Regions from separate parts of the Mus musculus genome. Here region 2 is linked to region 1. A link is a contact called in ENCODE Hi-C or POLR2A ChIA-PET data. All regions are on one chromosome and are shown on one strand. Each heading gives the region's core, a stretch centred on a gene start or an enhancer-like site at or near the end of the contact. The rest is flanking DNA. Distances are from core to core; before and after follow the strand shown. Region 1 holds the start of Ccar1 (cell division cycle and apoptosis regulator 1). Region 2 overlaps Tet1 (tet methylcytosine dioxygenase 1).

Region 1 (5,384 bases), core at 1,836-4,335:
TCCCAGCACTCGGGAGGCAGAGGCAGGCGGATTTCTGAGTTCAAGGCCAGCCTGGTCTACAAAGTGAGCTACAGGACACAAAGGGCTACACAGAGAAACCCTGTCTTGAAAAACCAAAAACCAAAACCAACCAACCAAACAAACAAACAAACAAAGGTCAGCTGAGGAAATAAGGGAAAGGGTGGTATGTTTGTTTATATTGTAAACATAAAAACAGAAATTCTGGCAGAGGCAGGTGGATTTCTGAGTTGGAGGCAAGCCTGGTTACAGAGTAAGTTCCAGGACAGCCAGGGCTACACAGAGAAACCCTGACAACAAAACAGAAATTCTGGAGTCAGTGCCTCTTTTCGTAGCTCTGCCTCTCCTGGCACTGACTGTGTTCACCATGCTAGCCTCGAACTCACAGAGATCAGTCGGCTTCTGTTTCCCTCGTGCTAGAATTGAGGGTGATATAGCAGTCTCCATGTCTGACTTTTTATTCACTTTAGAAAATATTTTATTTTCTATTTTTCAGAAGTTTTATGTGAATAACGATGTTTCTATTGCGTGTATGTGTGTGCATAACCCACACCAATCGACAACCATAGAGACCAGAAGAAAGCAACTATACCCTGTAGAACAGGGTTACTGAAGTTTTTAGCCACCCTGTAGGTGTTGTGATTAGAAGTCACATCCTCTGGAAGACCTCACAGTACTCTTTTCTTTTTTTTTACTTATTTATTTATTCATTTATTTATTTATTTATTATATGGAAGTACACTGTAGCTGTCTTCAGACACTCCAGAAGAGGGAGTCAGATCTTGTTACTACGGATGGTTGTGAGCCACCATGTGGTTGCTGGGATTTGAACTCTGGACCTTCGGAAGAGCAGTCGGGTGCTCTTACCCACTGAGCCATCTCACCAGCCCCCTCACAGTACTCTTAACTTCTGAGTGTTTGCCCTTAAATTTCATTTTTATTCATGTGTATGAATTTGTGTATATGTTTGTGTGAGCCTGTGTCACATGTGTGCAGTATCCCAGGAGGCCGGGAGAGGGCCTCAGAGTTCTGTTTAGTTGTATGGGGCTAATGTAGATGGTGGGATGAGCTCCAAGGTTTAGGAAAGAATATCAAGTGGGCCTAACTGCTGAACCATCCCTCTAGCTCTGTTTCGTGTGTTTTATTTATTTTGTTTTTGTTTTTGGTCTTTTGAGACAGGATTTTTCTGTTTCACCCTGGCCATTCTGGAACTCACTCTGTAGACCAGGCTGGCCTTGAACTTAAATATCTGCCTACCTCTGTCTCCCAAGTGCTGAGATTAAAGGCATGTACCACCACTGCTCTGCTTTGTGTGTTTTATAAACACTCTTTCACTATGTAGCCCTGGCTGTCCTGTGCCTTACAATGTAGACCAAGCTAATCTAGAAGTCATAGAGACATGTCAATCCAAAATACAGACATCAAAAACATATGCCTGGGGTTTCTTTCAGAACTTAAAAAAAAAAAAAAAGAAGTATTTATTTATTTATTTATTTATTATGAGTACACTGTAGCTGTCTTCAGACACACCAGAAGAGGGCATCAGATCCCATTACCGATGGTTGTGAGCCACCATGTGGTTGCTGGGAATTGAATTCAGGACCTCTGGAAGAGCAGTTAGTGCTCTTAACCGCTGAGCCATTTCTCCAGCCCCCAGAACTTTTTTTGATAAGGTATCTCAGATTTAAGTTTTCTCACTTTGTCCCTCTTATTGCTGGGCCACCTGGCACACGCTGTTTTGAATTTTTACAAATTACTATAGTGTGATGACTATATTCTAATAGTTTGAAGGTCAGGACAGAATTAGTAAGGACAAAGGAGTTACATTTTACCCAACTTCTGTAAGTTTTACTTAAGTGGGAGAAAGGACCCTTGTGGTTTGAAAAATATTAAAGAACGTGTACCTATGTGATCCTGTGTTCATAAAATTTAAGGGAAAAAATACAAGGAACCACAGAAAAAGCTATATATTTTATCCTATTGGGTTTGATGAGATAAGGTGTTACACAGTCCAGGCTGGCCTTGAACTCCTGATCCTCCCTTCCCCTCCCTCCCAAGTGTTAGATTACAGGTCACCACCTGATCATGCTTGGCTCAGCTAATCTTATGTGGGATTCCTAGCATAAGCTATTTCATGTTGAGAATTTGACTAGATGTCACCAGCAGGTGTAGGACAAAATTAGAAAATGACTTAATAATAGCTCTGTCTTTCATTTTTTGAGACAGGGTTTATCTGTGTTGCCCTGGCTGTGTCTGCCTCTGCCTCTTGAGCGCTGGGATTAGAGGTGTGCACTTCCCCCATCCCCCAACCTTTCCACTCCCTCTCGCCCCCCAAATCCTCCAGCTGTTTCTTTTCAGTAGGGTCTTCAAATACTAGGGGTGATGATGGCCTGCACTCAGTGTATTAAAATCCACTCAGTTGTTCGCTTTTACACATTCCAGCCTTAATCCCGAGGAGATGGCACTGCGGTTAAAAGCACTAATCTCTGTTCTCAGGACCTGGGATTGATTATCAGCACCCACGGGGTGGTTCACACCGGTCAGGAACTCTAGTTTCGGGGGATCTGTCGTCTTCTCAGCTCCAGGGGCACCAAGCCCACACCTGTGCGCATAAATCATGGAGGCAAAACCCTCTAAAAATGAAAAGAATGTAAACAAAAAAAAATTTTTTTTTTTTGTTCTTCGAGACAGGATATGTCTGTATAACCCTGACTGTTTTGGAACTCACTCTGTAGACCAGGCTGGCCTCGAACTCAGAAATCCGCCTGCCTCTGCCTCTCGAGTGCTGGGATTAAAGGCGTGCGCCACCACTGCCCGCTAACAACGAAGTTCTTACAGGCTTATTCTTCCAAACATGTTCCAAACAAGAATAGAGGGACCACAAGATGGCGGCGGCGACACCGGCCGGACCACGTGACTGCCGCTCGCTCTCCCTCTCTCTCCCAGGGAAGGACAGCGTTGGCCTCAGAGCAGGCGAGCGACAGCCAGCTCATTGTTCAGCGAAGTCAAGGTAACCCGGCTGAGGCTCGCTCTCGCTCCCCAGTGAACGCACTCGCGGGGAGCGCGCACGCCGAACTTTTTTCGCGCACGCGCCCGTTCCTCTCGGAACCGGGAGGCGGTGCGGCGTAGGCAGGGGGGTTGGAGGGGAAAGCAGTCTGCGCATGCGCCTGAGCTTGACGGGTTTGAAATGGCTTCTCGGTTAACCCGGGCCAGACTCAGGTGAAGGTCTGGTCAGTGTTTTGGTGTGGCGCGGTGGGAGGCCGCGGCGGGTTGCTTCCGTTCGTTGGCAGCCGGTCAGCGGAGGGGTAGGGAGCGAGTGATGTGGCGGTGGCGGGTGGGTGTGTGATGGCGGACGCCGCGGGGCCGGCGGGCGAGGGACGCGGTCCCTTTTGTGCGGGTCGGAGTAGGCCCCACGCGCCGCGCCCTGCCCCCAGCGCAGCGGCTCCAGGCCCCTCAGGTGCGGCCTGCGCCCCTTCGACTGGGCCGGGCCAGGCCGGAGGCCGTGCGTCCTCCGGCCCGCGCTGCCCCGCCGCTGAGACCCGGCCCCGGGCGGCGGCGGCGAGCGTTTCCAGCGCTTGGAGGTTCTCTCAGACCGGCCCGGGGACCTCGGGGACTGCGACGACCCGCGGGCCCCAGTGGCCGCGGCCTGGGGCGCTGCCTTCCATCTTTCACGGCCGGCGCGTGGGAGGAAGATGAGTGTCCTCACCCCGGGATGCCAGGCCCATCTTTTCCTTTTCTCTTGGGTTTTTGAGCCGGGGTCTTCGCAGTGGTTCTTTTGGAGCCGCGCGTCCTCCCAACTGCCTCCCCACTCCCGGAGTGGAGACTAGGGTGACAAAGGCCATAGTGACTTCCTAGCCCTTAAAGTAATGTTCGTTATTGAGATGGTATCTGCCAATACCTTTATGGGGGAGGGGGGGTCTCGACGCAGTTTCCGTTATTGATTTAACCCCACTGCAGGACCTCAGACCATCGCCCAAAGAAACACGCAGGCTGTACTTGCTGCGTCTATAAGTTCGTTTGTCCCCAGAGAGAGAGGCTCTGTATCTAGCCCTAGCTGGTTTGTAATGTCATATAAATCATGCTGGCCTGGAGTTTATAGAGATCCGCCTGACTCTGCCTCTGGAGGGATGGGTTGGGAGGGGATTAAAGGCTTTGCCACTAAGCTCGGGCAGACCTTTTTAGGAAATGACCTTGTAGTTACTGAAGGAAGTTCCTTTAAGTCAGCCCCAAGGATATCTTTTAAATAGAGTATGCACAAGTGATCTGTTGATAGGCTGGTTGTGCGTTTTATTTCAAATGTTCTGTTGCACACTTCGGTTGGTTCTTGTTTGGAACGTGTCTTTAATATATCAATGATTTCTCTAAACTAGCCTTTTCCTATATCCTTTATAGGTATCTGCTATAGAAGGGAAACAAGTGAAAGTTTTCCCCCCCTTGCATCATGGCTCAGTTTGGAGGACAGAAGAATCCACCATGGGCTACTCAGTTTACAGCCACTGCGGTCTCACAACCAGGTCAGGCAACTGAACCCTTGGACTGGAAATGATATACCCTTTAGTTTTTAAGATACTTTTGAAAATTAACTCAGGAACAAAAACAAAACCCCACTTATCCAGCAATTTGAACACTTTTTTTTTTTTTTTTTTTTTTGGTTTTTCAAGACAGGGTTTCTCTGTGTAGCCCTGGCTGCCCTGGAACTCACTTTGTAGACCAGGTTGGCCTCGAACTCAGAAATCCTCCTGCCTCTGCCTCCCAAGTGCTGGGATTAAAGGGGTGTGCCACCACGCCCGGCTCTTTGTTTTTGTTTTGTTATTTGTGTCTAATTTTTTTTTAGTTTACTAAGGGGTTTTGCCATTTAAGTCTTCCACTACACTTTACCATTTGTGTTTGGCCTTTGATATACAGTCTTTATTAGCAGCAGTCCTTTGGCATGAGCAACCACACCCAGCTTATAGTTTTCAAATGCCTTAAGTTTATCTTTTTTCCTCTGGGTTTTTGGGTTTCAGTTAGGTTTGTCTGTGTAGCCAGTAGTCTTGGCTGTCATGGAACTCACTATTTTGACCAGGCTGGCCTTGAACTCAGATCTGCTTGCCTCTGCCTCCCAAATGCTGGGACTAAAGGTGTGTGCCACCATGCCCATAATTAAAGTTGGTTTAATTATGTTTTATAGAACACTAATTTATTAGAGAGAATCCTCCTTCCCTAGCTTCCTCCCTTCCTTTGTGGTGCTGGGGATTTAATTGTACTGAGCTTCAAGTAGAATATATCTTGTTTCCCATGTTTTCAGTTTTAAGAAGATACATTTTTAGGCCAGGTATGGTGGCATACTTCTCAAAACAACAAAAATCAAAAAACCAACCTGCTTT
Region 2 (5,033 bases), core at 1,056-3,555, 52 kb before region 1:
GGACCATCTGGGTAGAGTGACAAGAGAGTCAAGACCAATACGCCATACATTATATTATTTAATAAAAACAAAAAAAAAACTTTTCAATTTGTTTTTGAGATTTGTTTACTCTGACTTTGTTTTGTCCCTTTTAGCCCTGGCTGTCCTGGACTCATTTTTGTAGAGCAGGCTGGCCTCAAACTCACAGTTCCACCTGCCCCAGTCTCCCTAATGCTGGGATTAAAGGCATATGCCCAGCTTCTTTACTTGGGTCTTTGTTCTTTGTGTTTGAAGACAGGGTCTCACAATGTAACCCTGGCTGTCCTTGAACTCGTGGTGTAGATTCATCTGACTCTGCCTCCTGAGTGCTGGGATTCAAGGCCTGCACCATTATGCCTGGCTTGATGCTAGGTTTAAATTTATCAAGGACAACATAAACAAAACTACAAATATGACACAGGAGATATGTGGAGGTCAGAGGTCAATTCATGGATTCAGTTCTCTGCAACATTTGTCACAGGAATGGAACTTGGGTCACTAGACTTGGATATAGTCACCTGCAGGATGTATGTAGTTCGGGTTAAACTAGAACTTCCTGAGCAGTAGGGGGTCATCTTGAACTGCTTTCCTGCCTCTGACTGCAGGTGTGGGCCACCACGCCCTGTCTATGTCTTACATTAAATACTGAAAGTTTAGCATTGGGTGTGAGTGCTCTCAAGGTATAAGTTACACTGTGAACCTCACAGGCTTCAGGTTTCTTGGGGTGAATGAAGCTCCCGTCGTACGTAGAGTGCATGTCTAGCACCCACAAGGCCCTGTTTGACCCCCAGAGTTAACATAAAGTGACACATGGTCACAGTCCCAGTATTTGAAGGCGCGCACATTCTGGAGGTCAATGTTGGATTGCAGACCTGGGACAAGCAGCCGAGGAGCCTGTCTAACCAAAGAGCACCTGGCCTCTAGGTTCTCCCAGCATGCCTCAGCCCCTACCTGTTACAGGGTATGGCTGGCATATCCCGTCCTTTACCCTGAATTTTCCAGCCTAGGTCCTGGGCTTTCCCCCATTTGGGACCGGTGAACACATCTGAGAGCTGTCCCCAGTAAAGCTGCCTTTATACTTTAATTTGACTTTAATTGGCTTATTTTGCCCTCAAGAAAACTTATCAGGTTAGCAGTTCACCAGAGTCCTCATTCGTGCGCAGAGTTAACTGAGTCGATTCTCAGCTAAAATCTGATAGTTTTTAAAAAATTGATTACATATTGAAATCATAATTGAATGCACTGATTTAGAATGTGATTTAAATTAATTACAGGTGTTTCTGTGGGCCTCTGTAACTCTGTGCCTTTTGTCTTTGGTCTTTGAGGCATAGTCAGGTTGAAAATCCCTCGCTGGTCTGGAATTGCCTATGGAGACCAGGCTATCCTCGGGCTTGTAACTATCCTCTTCTCTTTGTCTCTGCAGTGAGGGATCACAATGTTGTGCCCTAAGGGTTTATTGTGTTTTGCTTTGAATTTTTGTGTCATGATCTTATTATATATCTTGGGCACGCCTTAAGCTCCTGGTAATCCTACTGCCTCAGTCTGCATTCTGTTGGCTTGACAGGGATTTACCTCAGTCCTCTCAACTCTGAAAAGACTTGAACATACTGCCTGTACGAAGGACCAAGGGGAAGTTTGGAGCTTCAGAAAACACTGTTGGTTTTTTGTTGTTGTTGTTGTTGTTAGTTTGTTTTTTATTTTGTTTTGTTTTTGTTTTTCTGTTGGTGATTCAGCAACACTCTGACCCAGGGCTTGTGCGTGAATATTTTGTGGAGCTTCTGTTCTTAGAAAGCAGGAGTGAGAAGGGCCCCAGTAGCTCCTTTAAGGGAGCATTGGTAGAACTGGCTGTACTCTACTGTAGAGGAAGTACAAGGAAAAAGCAAACCTTTCAGGTTCCTTGTACGTCAGGCTCCTGCACCAGTTACTCGATGACTTTCAGGGTGGAATTTCAAGGAACGGGAATGCCATGGGGGGAGTGTGAGGACAAGACTTGTCAGTTGACAAAATCCTGGAATTCTGAGTACCGCTCAAGCTACATTTAAAAGGAAGATACGGTTTGGAATGTGTTTCTTAGTGGTGGAAACCCAGGGTTCCCTCCCAGCTCTGGAAAGTAAAATAAATAAATAGTCTGGTCACCTGACTCCACTCTAGTGTCAGCATTGGGCCACATAATACAGCCTTGGGCGGGAGGGGGAGGTGGGGCAGCCTGGCAAGCATCCTGAGCCTTCAGCATCTAAATATAAACTGTGATTTATGGAGCTAGCAGAGTTGAATTAGGTATCCCTGGCCTGCTCTAGCTCAGACTGGGCTTTGACTTCTGCTCCCATTGTTGGCTGTGTGCGCCCGGGTAGGTGTGACTGGGAGTTGCCTTCTTGAGTAGGGCTACGTTTTTACAGTTATTGATTGTTGTGTTCAGAATGCCCTCATGAGCCTGTGAGACCAGCAATCAGAGGGAGGAGGCGGCTGGGTTCCCAGGACTTTGAGGCCACCTCGGCCTAAAGACGGATCATGTCTCGCATGTTGATATGGCCTTCAGTGAAGTGTTTCCAATATAAGAGATTCATATACAGTTTCATAGGTACATACTTCAACACTTGTTTAAGTTGTTATTGTGTTTAAGTTCCAGGCATCCATAATCGACTCAGTGAGACTCAGCGCATCCTGATACAGTCAGTCTTTCAGGGTTAAGGATGATAAGAACCATGTTTTCTGGACTCCTCTGCTGAGCAGTAGCACCAGGCTGATGACCGAGCCACAGGAAGCATGGGTGATGTGCAGGCATCTCTCTTGGTTTAGTCTTCCTCTCCTGTTTTTATCACATTTGGTTATGTACTTGTGTCTTGGCAAAGCCAGGCTCTCTCAGCAAGCAGCTCTGCCTGGCAGGCAAGCCATCTTGAGGGCACTAGGTTCCATTGAATGCATAGGTCTTATATATAACTGGTTTGTGTGGTACCCATTTTACAGTGGTTGAGAATTTCCATTGGTATCAGCAGAGAGATGAACTCCCCCTTATTCTTAAAAACTTGATCAAAGTCTTGAGGAATGCCTAGAAACTATGTATGGAGCCCAGGCTAGTTTGAACTCTCAGGGATGGCCCTCCTGCCTCCTTCCAGAGTGCTAGGGTTACTGCAGTGTGCCACCATTCTTGGTTTAAAGAAATTTGCATGAAGAGGGAAGTCAGTTGATACAGATCTGAGTGCTCAGGAGTAATTTGTTTTTGGGGGTGGAGGGTGTAAGCATCCTCTAACAAAGCTGTGATAGCTTAGCCTTAGAGAGCACTCATGGTTTCAGAGGGTTGCTTTGTTTTTATACCTTTAGAGGCAATCCTCAAATAGTGTATGTTCGAAGGATTTTAATCCCTCTTGTAAAGTCTTACATCACCAAGCTAAAAAAAAAAAAAAGGATTTGCGTTGGGTAGGTAAGAAGTAAACATTAGAATAAAAAAGAAGAGTCTGGGGGATGGTGAGATGGCTCGGTGGTTAAGAGCACTAACTGCTCTTCTGAAGGTCCTGAGTTCAAATCCCAGCAACCACATGGTGGCTCACAACCATCTGTAACAAGATCTGACTCCCTCTTCTGGTGTGTCTGAAGACAGCTACAGTGTACTTATAATAAATAAATAAATAATCTTTTTAAAAAAAGAGTCTGTAGTCGAGACTCCTGAGATCTTCAAGGTGACTCATTGCAGGTCCAGATGTGCTGGAGCCACCAGATTTGATGGTCACTAGGTTTGCTGAGCCATGGAAGAACTAGGGTTTGCATGGGGAGCGCTTGTTCAGGCAGCGACTTTCTGCGCTGTTTGTTTGTTTTGTGTCTGTGGGCATGTGTATGTGGGGGCTGGAGGCACTGAGGTGTGGGATCCCTCCTGGAGTAGGATTTGCAGGCAGTTGTGAACTGGGCACTCACTGATCATGAGTCCTCTGCAAGATCAGCACACTGCTGAACGCTGAGCCATCTTTCCAGTGCCTTCTGTGGGTTGTAAATCTCTCACTCGACTGCACTGACAGGCCGAGCAGAAGCAAAGCTCCCTGGATGTAATGCACAGTACTTCTTGAGGGTGTTGCCGCTTCACCTCTCGAGGAATTTGTGGGAAACAATGCTCCTTAAAGCTTTGCTTTAGAAAGGATTTATCATGATCACCGATGTGGATGGAGCAGGGGCAGCGGCACAACTGAACTGTGTATTCTCAGTGCCCAACAGAGAACTTCCTTGTCTTAAGTGTTAGTTCTTTTTTGAAAGATTTGTTAATTTTTATCTATTATGGGTATGAGTATTTTGCTTGAATGTATTTAAAATGCACTGCATGTGTGCCTGGTACCAAAAGAGGATGGAAGAGGGATTGGATTCTTTGGATAAGTTACAAATGATTACAGACCATTAGGTCTCCAAAAGTCTAGAAGAGGAGGAGGGGGAGGAGGAAGAAGAAAGAATGATTGCCTTGGCGTGTAGATCAGTAGCAGAGCCCTTGCCATGCTCAAGACTCCAGTGCCTAGGTGCCCAGGTTTCCGTTTGGTGATAGACCACGTGCCTGGATATCCCCATGCCTGTATGGTCCTGAACTGGTATCTCAGCAGTTGGGAGGCTGAGGCGTGAGTTCAGCCTCGGCTGCTGACATTTTAGAGCCTCACCTGGTTATAACGGGAGGCCTTGTCTCATTCCCCTCACCCCACCACCACTCAGAAATAAACAGAAAACGTGGGTGCTTTTTACACAGTGCCGTTTTTCTCAACAGAATTTTGACAAAAATTGGACATCTATATAACTTATTCTATGATCAAGAGTTGAACAAGTGGGGCTGGTTCAATGGATTCCAGCTTCAGTTCTGAGCACACACATAATGGCTCACAATACTCTACTTCCATTGATAGGGGTTCTGACCTTCTGGGCTCATCGGGTACATGCATCTAGGTACATACAAAATATGCAAATTATTTTTCACAAGCCTTAATTCAGTATGTGCATAAATGTAATATACTAGTTGTTAGTCATAATGTATAGTAATTTGACTGTAATTA

What was found. A loop is a pair of places that touch in the nucleus more often than their neighbours do. ChIA-PET counts read pairs that join two places held with the same protein, here RNA polymerase II (POLR2A).
Region 2: POLR2A ChIA-PET joins it to region 1 with 16 read pairs in embryonic stem cell. The contact joins the enhancer-like site here to the promoter of Ccar1 in region 1. A Hi-C loop is called at or near these places in 2 of 37 maps with a recorded cell type or tissue (both gastrocnemius). POLR2A ChIA-PET finds 5 or more read pairs at or near these places in 3 of 5 experiments (Patski and embryonic stem cell).

What each region holds. Positions count from the first base shown.
Region 1 is chr10:62,790,069-62,795,452 of GRCm38, reverse strand. It overlaps Ccar1 (cell division cycle and apoptosis regulator 1), which reads left to right and starts at 3,085. Exons shown (of 25, transcript NM_026201.3): 1 at 3,085-3,237; 2 at 4,411-4,532. The coding sequence starts at 4,460.
Region 2 is chr10:62,841,148-62,846,180 of GRCm38, reverse strand. All of the region lies in intron 3 of Tet1 (tet methylcytosine dioxygenase 1), which reads left to right. Among named protein-coding and RNA genes, the nearest start is that of Gm51805, 22 kb to the left of the region's middle. Within about 2 kb of position 2,305, at least 1 of the 3 ENCODE cell types and tissues checked has a DNase peak (open chromatin) inside an H3K27ac peak, as active enhancers do.